3 separate regions of the Homo sapiens genome follow, and all the other regions are linked to region 2. Evidence: chromatin contacts called from ENCODE Hi-C or POLR2A ChIA-PET data. All regions are on one chromosome and are shown on one strand. Each heading gives the region's core, a stretch centred on a gene start or an enhancer-like site at or near the end of the contact. The rest is flanking DNA. Distances are from core to core; before and after follow the strand shown. Region 1 holds the start of DNAH1 (dynein axonemal heavy chain 1). Region 2 holds the start of DUSP7 (dual specificity phosphatase 7). Region 3 holds the start of SEMA3G (semaphorin 3G).

Region 1 (4,486 bases), core at 1,556-4,055, 260 kb before region 2:
AGAAACTTGCAAAGATCACACAACCAAACACTTGGCAGAACCAGAATGGAAACTGAGGTCTTCACTTCTGGCTGACCCAAAGATCCATGTTCTAGCATCACAACAGTGGTTCTCCAACCGGGTGCTGAGATTCTGCAAAGTGGGTGCCTGTGGGGAGCCACATAAGCAGGAGGGCTTCTATGCCACTCACCCGATTCAACAAGGATCCTGCACCTTTATCCATTTCACACCCCGGGGTTCTGCATAAGCAGACAAATGGATCTGCGACTTTAAGGGATTTGGGAAGTATCTGCCCTTGGGGCGACCAGGCAAACAACACCATGAATGGTTATTGCTCCCCCAGGCTTGGGGTTCTCTCCACCGTTTTGAAGCATTCACCCGATGCAAACTGCCCTCCACAACTGTGTCTTTCCCCTCCAGTGTACCTCTCCCTGTATTACATGTGCACATCTGTTTTTCCTGTCAGCTGTGTAGGCATTTTCAAGTAACGCTGATCTCTGGAAACTTGGCACCTAGCACCTAGCATGAGGCTGGCATGGGCTTGGCACACAGCTGGTGCCTAGAAAGTACTTGCTGAATGATTGTGTGAACAAATGAACTAATGGATGGGCAAGGTGGAGAAAGGAATGAAGTTGACCTCTGTAACAACTCTGGTAGGGATCTGGAGAAGGATTGGGTAGCTGATGGGACTGCCACGTGCTCAGCATGGGGATGGGGCCCAAAAACTGGTCTGGCAAGTACAGGACTTCACTGCAAGGCTGTTTGAAGTGCACCTCCAGGCCGGGCGCAGTGGCTCACGCCTGTAATCCAAACACTTGGGCCCAGGCGGGCGGATCACCCGAGGTCAGGAGTTTAAGACCAGCTTGGTCAACAGGGTGAAACCCCGTCTCTACAAAAACACAAAAATTAGCCGGCATGATGGCGGGTGCGTATAATCCCAGCTATTCAGGAGGCTGAGGCTGGAGAATCGCTTGAACCCGGGAGGTGGAGGTTGCAGTGAGCCGAGATCGCGCCATTGCACTCCAGCCTGGGCGACAGAGCGAGACTCCGTCTCAAAAATAATAAAATAAAGTGCACCTCCCTTCTTTCCCCCTGGCCAAGGCTCAGCAACCAGACTCCTGGGAGACCCCATTCCCCACCCTCGTCCACTCGCCCTCCGCGCCTTTTCGAGGTCCCGCTGCCCGCGCTGGCCCCGCAACCCCTCCGCCTCACCGACGTACCGGTTCCACCGAGCAGTGCGGGGATGCATCAGCCCCGTCTCTAGGGAGGGACGCTAGGCCGTTGCTAAGGGGCGGGGCCATCCGGCACCGCAGGGCGGGAGCTTCCGTCCGCGAACCTCCCCAGCCTGAACCCTTACCTACCCACCAACTCCAGGTCTCGGTTACTTCCGCCCAGGACAGTGGGACTGGGATGTTCCAGCATATGCCCCGATCGGCAGGATTAGGGCCGACCAGGGAGCGTCACTCTTCTAGGCTCCATTACCCACCCATCTTCCCTCCTGTGCCCTTTTAGAGTAAGCAGCGAAACAGCTAAATGCAGCGTGAGAACTTTGATTAAATCCTGATTTAAATACATATACATATGTAAATAATTTGGGGAGGAATAATTGAAGAAATTTACGAACTGGAAGTTGGCATTTAAGCCACAGCTGCGGGACAGCTGGTCAGGGCACTGAGGAAAAGGTGGGTTCTGGTTCTCCTGGGGCTTGGCTCACAAAGCCACACCCACCCATTGCACGGTGACTCCACTCAGGCCGCCGCTTCCGCTGGGCAGCGGATGCGCCCGACACCCCTCGGCTCGGGCGCCCACCCTCTGATGCCCCTCATCTGCTCTCAGCACCTGGCATGGGTTCAGGTTTTGATCTTCCTGCCCTATTCTGAATATTGAATTATTGTTAATTTTCTTAGATGTGATAATGCTACTGTGGTTGTATCAGACTGTCCTTAGTTGACGTGGCCTGAAGTGTTTGAAGAAACACGTCAGAATGTCCGCTACAATTTCCTTTCAAATGGTTCAGCAAAAATTATACATATAGGTAAGCATAGCTAGATAAAAAGACAAAGAGGAGATAAAGCAAAAGTGCTGCAATATAACAATTAGGGAATCTGAAGGTCACAGATGTCCATGTACTAGTCTTCCAATTTTTTCTGTAAGGGAAAGAAGTGGTTTACAAACCAAAAGAACCAAAAGAAAAACATCACCCCATCTGTACCTGAGAACCCCTGCCCACAGCCTTCTCAAAACTGGCCCCATTTCACAGATGGGGAAACAGACTTGCTGAGACGGTTAGTACTAGGGGAGGTCATAGGCCCTGATGTTGAATTTTACTTGGCATTTTAGTCGTGCTGGCTTGGTGCCAGGCCTGTTGCTGGGCACTAAGTGTCTGGAACTGAACTGGACCCTATCCCCACCATAAAGTGTATTGAGTGGGAAAGATGGAGAGGCCAGGCCATGAGGAACCTAGAGGCAGGGTGTAATCTATGCCTGGAGACAGTGGTTCAGCCCTTGCACAGGCTTCTGCTTCCTCTGTCTAGAACCTGTCTCCATCCACTCCTGCATCTGGCGGACTCCTACTCACCCTTCAAGACCTGATGGTGGTGCAACCTTTCCTGAATCCAAACTGTGGTTTTATTTTTCTTGTTGGCATTCACACAGGTACTCAGTGATCACTGCAGAAGGAAGAAAGGACTGTGAGGGGAACTGGAGGCAAGGTGTCCACAGCTCTTAGAAGGGACAAGGACTCCATAGCCCTGTTTAGGGCAGTCTGGCTGCTCAATGGGTCTGCGTATAGGTTGGGTACCCCCCTTGGCCTGTAGAGAGGCACCTGCTTCCCTGCTTTTGCCTGGCACTTCCCACACTAGGTACAGCTGTCCAAAAAGCTGCAGCATCTATCCGGGTTGCCATGGCAACATCAGCCTATGGTGGGATGTCAGGGATGAGAGGGGCAGAATGCTAATCCTGGAAAGTTGCCAAGCAACACAGTGGGCTGGTGACATCACAGGGGCTGTGGCTGCTGGACAGATGGACAGGCCACAGCTGAAAGGGTCCACTCTCAGGAGGCCCAGCTCACAGAACCACTCACTGCTTACCATGTGATGGTCACTGCTGTTTCTCCCAACTGGAGAATGGACTTGAGGGGTGGGGGTCGGGGGTGCTGCTTTTACCAGCAGCCCTGCCAGCTCCACTTCGCCCCTCTTCAAGGGCGGGCTGTGGATATGACTGCCTCCCTCCTCCCTGGAAGGACACCGTGAGTCAGTCCCTGTTCTCCTGGGTCTCAGGGGCTACCCTCTAATGTGCTGTCTTCTCCCATGGCTGCGCAAGGGTTCAGGCTTTGGTCTTCCTGCCCTGTCCTGAAGGCCACCATACTTACCTTGCTCCCTGGGAAAGGAGCAGGGGGCTGAGCCATGACCCACTGGACTCCTGCCCCTCTTGTGATGGGAGGGCCATCTTTTGCCCTGAATAAGCTGGAAGAGAGGTCAGCCTTACCCTTGTTGAAATGGGAGGACTAGGTTTCTACAAGAGTTGGGGAGTCACTGCCCATCTCTTACTCAGATCCCCCTTGCTGAGGACTCTGGTGGCCTGGAAGCTGGGGGATTGGGGCAGATGGGCTGCTTAGGATGCCCTGGCCCAGGGCCATGCCTTTCCAGCATGGAGTCTGAGGTCATGGCAAGTCTGCACACCCCCTCCCCTGTGTCTCCTTGCTGGCTGAGATGGGAGCAATGCTTCACTGGCTGCAGAGATGAAAGCCCCTTGTGAATGGGCAGCAGAATGGGCCCTTCATGTGGCTGGCCAGCCAGAACGGAAGGTGACAGGCATCCAGACTGAGTGGCTGAGCTACCCGCTCCCCACCTGTCCCCAGCCTCCCTCTTGGGCCCCCAGGATCTTCCTCTGATTTTCTAGGCCTGGAGCTCTGAGCTATGCCACAAGAAAGTGAGTTGCAGGCATCGGGGGCGGGGGGTGTCAGAGAAGGGAATGGGTGAGGTCTACGATTCACTGCCTCCCCAGGCCTCCCCGACATAAGCCTCCCTGCCATTGCTCAGCTGCCCTCAGCAGTTCTGACCAGCATAATCATTTCTTTGATGAATAAAAATGGAGAAAATTTAATTCTCCTTTGATCCACATGATCACCTTGACAGACAAGACCTTGAAAGCCCAGAGCTCAAGCAAGGAGTAGAACAGAGTTTCTCCGGGGCTGGTGGACTGAAGACCACTGGCCCATGAACAGACAATCTTCATCCATCACAGCCCCCACCTAATCCCCTGCCCACCTTTACTCCTGTGCAGCCTCCCTGCCGGAGCCTCTTCCCTCTTTGTTTTTCTATGATCTTCCATGCCATCTTGGGCTACTTCTCAGGACACACTCCCTGAGTGCCTTGGCCAACAGAACACACACTCTCCTCAGGGCCCCAGAGGACCATGGTCAGTACCACTTGGTAGATGACTCACTCCCTACCATGTGATGGTCACTGCTGTTTCTCCCAACTGG
Region 2 (4,327 bases), core at 757-3,256:
AAGACCAGTCTCTGCCCTAGAGAAAGAGGGGTCTGTGTTCATCCTGTGGTAGGCCTGGGAGAGCACCCAGACCGGCATCCAACCCCATGGTGGAGCAGAGGGGAGAGGTAGCCAGGCCTGAGTGGAGGATGGAGGCTCCACTGTTGTCACTCCGGCTCCAGGCAGGCTGGTACTCAGGAGGCCCTCAGCAAGGCTTGCTGAGTGAATGGTGCACTGCTCAGCAGCTCACCCTCCCCTGGGAGTTTGCTCAGGCCTCTTTTTTGAGTGCTGCCTCCATCCCTGACAAGCAGCATCCAGCCTGCCAGCCGAGAGGCCTGTCCTCAGACCACGTCCTCCCAGCCGGATGGATTCATAGACGGATTGGGCTCAGTCCACACTAGCACTCTCCTACACTGGGAGACCCAAGGCCCAGAGGGAAGAACCATACTAAGGTCACAGGACACACCTGCAAGTGGCAGGACAGAATCTGGGTCTTGGCATCTTGGGCCCTGGAAGCTCTTTCCACAGGCCCAGGACCCCCAGGACAACCTTGGGCGGAGAGTTGCTTCTCCTTTCACACTCTGAGAATGTGACTGTGGGAGAGACCCCTGCTCCTTTGGGATACAGCCCTGTGGCCCAGGATGAAACTCTTCCGAAAGACTATCCCTCGCTTGAAAGACAGGCGGGGACTGCTCCTGAGTCACCCCTTTTCGTGCCTTCTGGTCAGAGGTTAGCGGAAAGCTCAAATCCTCGGGGTTCCAGAGGCCGTCCCTCAAGCACCACCGCTCCCCCAGTCAGGGATGGGGGCAAGGTGTCTCAGAGCCGACCAGCCTCGGGCGGAGTCGGGGGGTTAAGCCCCAAGGAGGGGCACCCCGCCAGGCAAAAGAATGGACCAGATAGACGGCAGGGTCCAGCCTCAAGCTGCCACCCTGGCTCCGTAGGGAAAGCACTGCAGGTCCTACGCAAGCGCGCCGCCTGCGTCTAGCCGCTTTGTTCTAGCGCTACCTGCGGGTCCATTCACCTCCGCTGCCCCGCCTGCCTGCAAATCGACACACAGGGCGGGCGGAGGCCCCGCCCACTTCCCCGCCCTGGGTGGAAACCGCGGCGGGCCCCGCCTCCCTCCGCCACCGCCTCTTTCGGCCAGGATTGGCCATCTGCATGGCAGGCGCCCGCCTACCGCGGAAGTTGATTGGTCCGTTGAGAGGGAGGCAGGGGAAGGAAAGCTGATTATAAAGGAGCATTCCCCTCCCACCGGCCCCGTGGAAAAAGTCACGTGGCGCTTCACTGGGCGCCTGTCACCACCCCGCTTGTAAAGCTTTCTTAAAGGGCTCGCGATCCCTTCCCAAAGCTGGTCCTTTCTAGGATTTCTCCACACCTGCCCACGGAAGGTGGCACGGCCCTGAGTCTTCCTACCCCGCCAGTTGCCCAGGTCCTGATTTCCCATCAGGCCTGCTGGCGTGAGACGCTCTCCCTCAGGTCTGGAGCCTGTGACCGTCAGGGGAACGATGAGGTCCTCTGAAACGGTGACCGCCTAGCACAGTGCCTGGCACGTAGTAGGCGTTCAGTTCTCATTTGTTGAATGAACTCGATGACAGAAAAAATGAATGGGATGACAGGCGGGAGGAGGAGAGGTTGCTCAGCTTGACCATCCCCCCCACCACGCCCCGTCCCAGGAAAACTATGCTGTTGTGAATGTGGGGTGGGGGTGCCAGGCATAGGACGCCCCCAGGGCCTCTCTTCCCGCAGTGTCCAGAAGAGCTTGGGAGCACGCGCAGAGTGAACCCATGAGGGCGTCTAGGCCGGGGTCCCTAGGCGGATCGTAGTCAGCTCCGAGCTAGTCCAGGGGGCAACGGTGCGGAGGCGGTGGGGGAGGGCCCCGCCGCTGGTCTCCCGGGCTCGGGTCGCGAGCGCGCCCGCATACCCCGTGGGGAGGGGCGGTGGAGGCGCTGCGCCTTTAAGCCCGGGCGCCGGCCCCCGCGGCCCCGCCCCCCGGAGAACGCCTCGGCGCGCGGCCGCCGGAGCCGCCGTTTAATTGGGGCTGTCAGGCCGCGGTGCGCGCGGAGGGCCGGGCGGGCGGGCGGGACGGAGGCCGGGAGGCCGGGAGGCCGGGGCGGCGGGCGCGCAGCTCGGCGGGAGGCGGGCGCCCGGAGACGCGGCTGGGGCCCGCGCGGCCGGGGCGCCGTCCCAGGGCAGGGCTGCCCGGCCCCGGCCCCGGGCCGCCCGCGCTCCCCATGAAAAACCAGCTCCGCGGCCCCCCAGCGCGGGCGCACATGTCGACTTCGGGGGCGGCGGCGGCTGGGGGCACCCGGGCGGGGTCCGAGCCCGGTGCGGGGTCGGGGTCCGGCGCAGGCACCGGGGCGGGCGCGGCGACGGGGGCAGGGGCCATGCCCTGCAAGAGCGCCGAGTGGCTGCAGGAGGAGCTGGAGGCGCGCGGCGGCGCGTCCTTGCTGCTGCTCGACTGCCGGCCGCACGAGCTCTTCGAGTCGTCGCACATCGAGACGGCCATCAACCTGGCCATCCCGGGCCTCATGTTGCGCCGCCTGCGCAAGGGCAACCTGCCCATCCGCTCCATCATCCCCAACCACGCCGACAAGGAGCGCTTCGCCACGCGCTGCAAGGCGGCCACCGTGCTGCTCTACGACGAGGCCACGGCCGAGTGGCAGCCCGAGCCCGGCGCTCCCGCCTCCGTGCTCGGCCTGCTCCTACAGAAGCTGCGCGACGACGGCTGCCAGGCCTACTACCTCCAAGGTGAGGGCGGCACCGAGACGCCTTACGGGATCGGGGCCCCCCCGCGACTCCCTGACGCCCCCCTTGGAGGCGCTTTCCTCTCCACGCGCTCGGCCTGCCCCTCTGGGCGCCACGTCGTCCCCGGCCCGCATCCGCCCTCCTGGAGCCGGGTCCCCACTGTGTGGTTTGGCAGGCGCGGGGCTCCCTCTGCGCCCCCTTTCTCGGCACGATTCGAGTGGGTGGAACAAACTTTCCCCTGCCTGGGGTTTCCTTTTTTTTCCTGTTGATGGGGCGACAGTAGTGCCTGGGCTCCAGTGGAGCCCCTCAGAGGTGGAAGGCGCCGCCTCCCAGAACCCTAAAAGCGGCAGGGCGCCCAAGTCCAGCCTAGAATTCGTGTTTCTGGAAGGCCAGGATCAGGAAGGGCACCTTTCATAGCACCATCCTCACCTCCAGCGCATGGAGACCATTTGGGTTGGGGTCTCCTGGATCCGGGAATTGCTTCTTCCACCGGAGAATTGCCGCCTCTAGGAGGCGCTTGGGGCAGGGTATGGGCAGGCTCCATTGCCCTGGCCCGGGTCTCTCGGGACCCCCAGGTCCCTAGCCTGCTGCCCCGGAGCTTGCAGAAGGGAGAGGTAGCACCGGGGGGCGAGTGGCTGAGGCCGGTGTTTCCAATTAACATTCCAAAATGGCCTCTTGCTGGCAGCGGGGCGGGCGGGAGGGGAGGGGAGGCCTGCGGCACCCTCGGGCGCAGGGCCCATGCCTCGCTGCAAGGGGCTCCCCATTTCTCCTGTCCCTGTATCGCCCCAGTGGCCCTCCCCCGCTGCAGGTCCAAGGCTGGGGGTGGGGCTTGTGTTCTAAGGGAGGGTTCTAGAGAAGTGGAGCCAGGACCCCCTTCAAAAACCTGCCCCTGCTGGGGGAAGGGGCCAGCCAGTACCTTCCCACTACCCTCCCCAGCTGTAGTTTCGGGGCTGGGCAACCACTAGACTCCCGTTCAGGAAGCCCAGGACCTCTCTGCCTCTAACTGAGCCAGATGTGGCTCTGGCACCTGTGGTCTCATCTATAAGAGGAGTTTGCCAACCCAGAGGTGCTGGCTAAGATGGGGTTGTCTGCTTTTCTTTACCACTTAGCTGTTACTGAACACCCATGGGTGCTAGGTGTGCGTGGGAGCTGCAGAAGAGGAATTAGCTGGGGCCTGTCCTCAAGTGCCCTAAAGCTGGTGCCATGGCTGGGGGCCCCGAAGTGTTATGGGTACCAGTTTGGAGTCCAGGCACGTCACTTCACCTTCTGGGGCCTCAGTTTCCTTATCTGTGAAGTGGTCATGGTTTAGATGGAGAGAACACGAGAGAGGGCACACGTGTAACATGCTTGGCATGGCCCATGCTGACCGTGGGTGCTGTGGTGTTTGGCGTGCAGAGTCCTGGCCATCTCTGGTCTTGTGCAGCCCATCTGGGCTCTCACCAGCCTCTCACCCAGGCCCTGTCTCACCCTGGACACAGGTGGTTTCAACAAGTTTCAAACAGAGTACTCTGAGCACTGCGAGACCAACGTGGACAGCTCTTCCTCGCCGAGCAGCTCGCCACCCACCTCAGTGCTGGGCCTGGGGGGCCTGCGCATCAGCTCT
Region 3 (4,222 bases), core at 485-2,984, 390 kb before region 2:
TGCTGGCTGAAGGGCTGCCTAGCTCAGTCTCCAGTTAGAAGTTGGCCCCAGCTTGGGCAGTGTGCTGGCCACACCTCCCCAGGGAAACAGAGACAGAAGCAGTCCACTCCAAGGTCCCAGGATATGGTCACCCTGACAGCAGCCCCTGCGCAAGCCCACTCATCAGGTTATGAAGGCTGCTTACACCCAGGGTGGCTGGTCCCTGGCCCTGGGAGGAAGAGGCAGACCCAGAGATGGAAGGGCCTTGGCCAAGGCTCTCCAGCAGGGCCAGAGGCAGGGCTGGGCTGAGCTCCATCACTGGCCTCTGTGGGCAGCCCCTTGCCCACCTCCAGGCCAGCCCCCTGCTGAAGAAGGCATGTGTGAGTGAAGGGAGCTGGGGACAGGGAGGCAGAGTTGTAGGTCTCTGAGACCTGTCATGCTGACCCAAGAAGCCAACCTGTTTCCATTTCAGGATTGAGGTAGGGGAGGAGGGTGGGGTCCCCATACTCCCAACAACGCCCAGAAGCAAAGGAGGGTCCCAGGAAGGGGCAGAGCTGAGCTGGACCCATTCTCAGCCTGCTCTGTGGCCTGGGCCAGGTCCTTCCCTCTCTGAGTGCCCCGCAAGTTCCCTGACCACCATCAGAGGGCCCAGGCCGGTCCATGTGGGAGGCCCAACCTGCAGGAGCTGTTAGAATCCTGGGAACTCAAACTCCAGCTCAAAATTAAAATCTCTTTAGTGCCCAGGGCCTCAGGTTCTGAGTGTAGGGTTCTGGGGTGGGGTGAGGTGGCGACTGTTCTGGGGCAGGGAGCATGGGGAGGTCCCGTCACTCACCCCAGATTCAGGCCCTCAGTCCCATTTCCCCTTTGGCCCTCTTCTGTGGCTTTCTGTGCCCCCCGCCACCCAGTCAGTATTCAGGGTGGGGGAAGTGACCTCTAAGAGATCATAGGTGTCTGTAGGGCCTATGGGGCATGGGGTCCCTGGGAAGAACCATCACTGACCTGGGGAAGCTCTGGACCCTGAGTCTCTGGAAGGACTGGAGGCCTGAGGGAGGCAGGGCAAGGGGAGGTTCCCTCGGCATGGAGTCCCCTGATGCCCCTGTCCCCTACCCCAAAGCAAGCCTGGTGAGCTGAGATGGGGCATGTAGATGTGGGGAGAGGCTGGGGTGCCTGGAAGCCAGATGGGGACAGGCCTGGGTGGAAGAGGCTGGGCAGTCATCTCTTGCTGGCTCTATGAAGTGTTGCCGGACCTCAAACACCTGTCTAGGACATGGCGCCCCTTGGGCTGGGAATGGCCCTCCACCCTTACCCAGGGGAGCTGGAGAGTCTGGCCAAAGCTTCAGGGGGCTGGAATATCCTGGAATTGGGGCAGGGCCAGTTTGGAAGGTCTCTGCTGTGGGCAGTGGAGGGGCAGAGAACAAGGCAGAGCCCAGCTAGGCCCCTACCCAGCCCATCAACTTTAACCTCTGATCCCTGACCTCCCTTCCAGGCTCTCTCCCCACTTGTCACTTTGCTGGAGCCTGGGGACCTGCATTTGTGGACATCTCTGTACACATGGCCTGTGCCCTAGCTGGGAAGGTCTTCCCAATGGGGAGCTGGCCAGTGTGGCACAAAAGCCTGCACTGGGCCAACAAGGTGGAAGGAGAAGCGGCAGGTGGACGGCAAGGCCCCAGCCTCCTTCTCTCCTCCGCCCCTCTTCCCGCCCAGGACTGGGTGGAGCCACTGCCTTATAAGTGGTGGCCTGGTGGCAGCAGAGCAAACTACAACCGGCGGCCAGCGGGACCAGAGGGCGGCTCTGCAGGCAGGCGGCAGCGGTGCCCTCAGTTCCCCAGCATGGCCCCCTCGGCCTGGGCCATTTGCTGGCTGCTAGGGGGCCTCCTGCTCCATGGGGGTAGCTCTGGCCCCAGCCCCGGCCCCAGTGTGCCCCGCCTGCGGCTCTCCTACCGAGGTACCAGCCCCTGCGTGCCCTGTTTGTGTGCATGTGCCCTGTTTGTGTGTGTGCGCTCTGTTTGGGTGCATGTGCCGTGTTTGTGTGCATGTGCCCTGTTTGGGTGCGTGTGCCGTGTTTGTGTGCATGTGCAGTGTTTGTGTGCGTGTGCCGAGTTTGTGTGCGTGTGCCGAGTTTGCGTGTGCCGTGTTTGTGTGCGTGTGCCGAGTTTGTGTGCGTGTGCCGAGTTTGCGTGTGCCGTGTTTGTGTGCGTGTGCCCTGTTTGTGTGCGTGTGCCCTGTTTGGGTGCATGTGCCGTGTTTGTGTGCGTGTGCCCTGTTTGGGTGCGTGTGCAGTGTTTGTGTGCGTGTGCCGAGTTTGTGTGCGTGTGCCCTGTTTGGGTGCGTGTGCCGAGTTTGTGTGCGTGTGCCATGTTTGTGTGCGTGTGCCCTGTTTGGGTGCGTGTGCCCTGTTTGTGTGCGTGTGCCCTGTTTGGGTGGCTTGGGCTCTTGGGTGCCTGGTCAGCTGTAGGGGAGGGAGCCTCTCCCTGCACAGCTCTCGGGGAGTGGGAGGGAGGCAGGTCCTGGGAGACAGGACCAGGGTGGCGGTGGGAGGCACCTGAGGGGGAGTGCTGAGAAAGGGACAGATGGAGACCCTGAGAGAGCTCAATAAAGATGGGGAGGAGACAGAGGAAGGGACCAGGCAGGGGAGAGTGACAGAGAGGGTGGGGCTGAAGGGTCTGTCTGGGCTCAACTGGCACTTTTTGCCCAGGGTGGCCAACGGGAGAGCAGGCAGCATGCTATCCCTTGGTCCTGGGGCCACAGAGAAGGGGAGGACCCCCCTTGCAGCCCACTTCCCAGAGTGGGCTTGTTCATGTGCTCCTGCACCCAAGAAGCGCCCCAGCCCAGGGGGAGTTTCACCTCCCCTTTTTGCACATCCCAGCCTGGGGGTTCCTGTGTTCTACCCTAGACATGTGAGCCGGCTCAGGCCTCCACGGATGGGCCCAGGGAAGGCCCGAGACAGGCTCTTGGCAGATCCTTCCTGAGGAAACCAGAGGGGTGACCACCTTCCCCTGGGAAGCCCAGTCTGCTGGGGGAGATGGCGCTCGTCCCTGGAGAGGCTGAGGGGAATGTGGTCTTGTTCCGGGAGCTGTGGTTTTGCGGGGAGGTCAGACTGCTAGAAAAAGCCCCAAATAGGGAAAGTTCCCCAAGGTACTGTCATCCATGGAGGGCTTCCCGGAAGAGACCGTTGATGAGTTTTGGGGGTGGAATGGGTGTTGGGTAGAGGTGCTTCCGTAGGGAAGGCATAGGACACTCTGGGCCTTCCCAAAGGTGGCCAGCACCCTCTTCCTGCCACATCCTACTGCCCCCATTACCTCCACCTCCCTAGCCAAGCCCGGAGGACCTACCTCAGGATCCTCAACTCCTGGGACCGATGTCCCCAGACAGCTCCCCGCTCTCATCTCTGGGGTGGGATAGCCAGCATCTGTGGGGAGAAAATTGTCTTTGGCCGCATCCCTGGACTGGAGGTGGGAGCCCTTCCCGGCCATACCTTCCCTTTTCTGCACCCAGGCCATTGCCAGGGGTCCCCTCTGCTGGGAACAGTTTCGCCTGCTGGCCCACCCTCCAGCTGAGCCAGGCGGCCTGCAAAGACTCCCGCCCTTCCTCCAGGATCTTCCAGCACTTTGCTCTAGTTTCTGCTGGTTGGGGCCTTCTTCCCTGGGGACTGGGTAGGGCACAGATGGGACAGTGGGAAGATGTTAGCTGCATGATGAAGGGCTAAGGAATGGAGGGGTGGGAGGTAGGCCCCAGGGTAGGCTGGGCCAGGTGGGAGGCTCTGAGCCTCCCGTCCCACCTGTCCCCAGGAGCCATGGTCCGAAAGCCTTCCAGCACCATGTGGATGGAAACATTTTCCAGATGTGAGTGTGTCAGGGGTGGATGCTCAGCCGGGGCCTCCACCTCCACTCCTTGGCTGGGGAACTAGGCTGAGCTGTGGCCCTGATCTGCCTCCCCATACATCCTCCTAGACCTCCTGTCTGCCAACCGCTCTGCCATCTTTCTGGGCCCCCAGGGCTCCCTGAACCTCCAGGCCATGTACCTAGATGAGTACCGAGACCGCCTCTTTCTGGGTGGCCTGGACGCCCTCTACTCTCTGCGGCTGGACCAGGCATGGCCAGATCCCCGGGAGGTGAGCTGGACTGGCAGGGAAGAGGGTCTGTTTGAGAACTGGGCACCTCCAGATGGGAGGCCAGATGGGGAAACTGAGCCTGTGAGATCAGGGGAGGACCTGAGGTCAGCGGGGCTGTGTTCCAGGTCCTGT

Evidence for each region. A loop is a pair of places that touch in the nucleus more often than their neighbours do. ChIA-PET counts read pairs that join two places held with the same protein, here RNA polymerase II (POLR2A). Pooled maps may share reads with other maps.
Region 1: a pooled map shows a loop between it and region 2 (4-fold over the local background). The contact joins the promoter of DNAH1 here to the promoter of DUSP7 in region 2. A Hi-C loop is called at or near these places in 1 of 37 single-sample maps with no recorded cell type and 7 of 50 pooled maps. POLR2A ChIA-PET finds 5 or more read pairs at or near these places in 3 of 52 experiments (H1, activated B cell and activated naive CD4-positive, alpha-beta T cell).
Region 3: a pooled map shows a loop between it and region 2 (3-fold over the local background). The contact joins the promoter of SEMA3G here to the promoter of DUSP7 in region 2. A Hi-C loop is called at or near these places in 3 of 168 maps with a recorded cell type or tissue (CD8-positive, alpha-beta T cell and naive thymus-derived CD4-positive, alpha-beta T cell), 3 of 37 single-sample maps with no recorded cell type and 13 of 50 pooled maps.

What each region holds. Positions count from the first base shown.
Region 1 is chr3:52,314,638-52,319,123 of GRCh38, reverse strand. It overlaps DNAH1 (dynein axonemal heavy chain 1), which reads right to left and starts at 2,805. Exons shown (of 78, transcript NM_015512.5): 1 at 2,579-2,805. RefSeq lists a silencer at 1,185-1,414 and an enhancer at 1,353-2,291.
Region 2 is chr3:52,054,250-52,058,576 of GRCh38, reverse strand. DUSP7 (dual specificity phosphatase 7) reads left to right here and starts at 2,006. Exons shown (of 3, transcript NM_001947.4): 1 at 2,006-2,727; 2 at 4,203-4,327. The coding sequence starts at 2,211. RefSeq lists silencers at 946-1,305, 1,706-2,085, 2,286-2,345, 2,666-2,715, 3,426-3,495.
Region 3 is chr3:52,442,615-52,446,836 of GRCh38, reverse strand. It overlaps SEMA3G (semaphorin 3G), which reads left to right and starts at 1,734. Exons shown (of 16, transcript NM_020163.3): 1 at 1,734-1,924; 2 at 3,930-4,090; 3 at 4,216-4,222. The coding sequence starts at 1,810. RefSeq lists enhancers at 884-1,760, 1,761-2,637.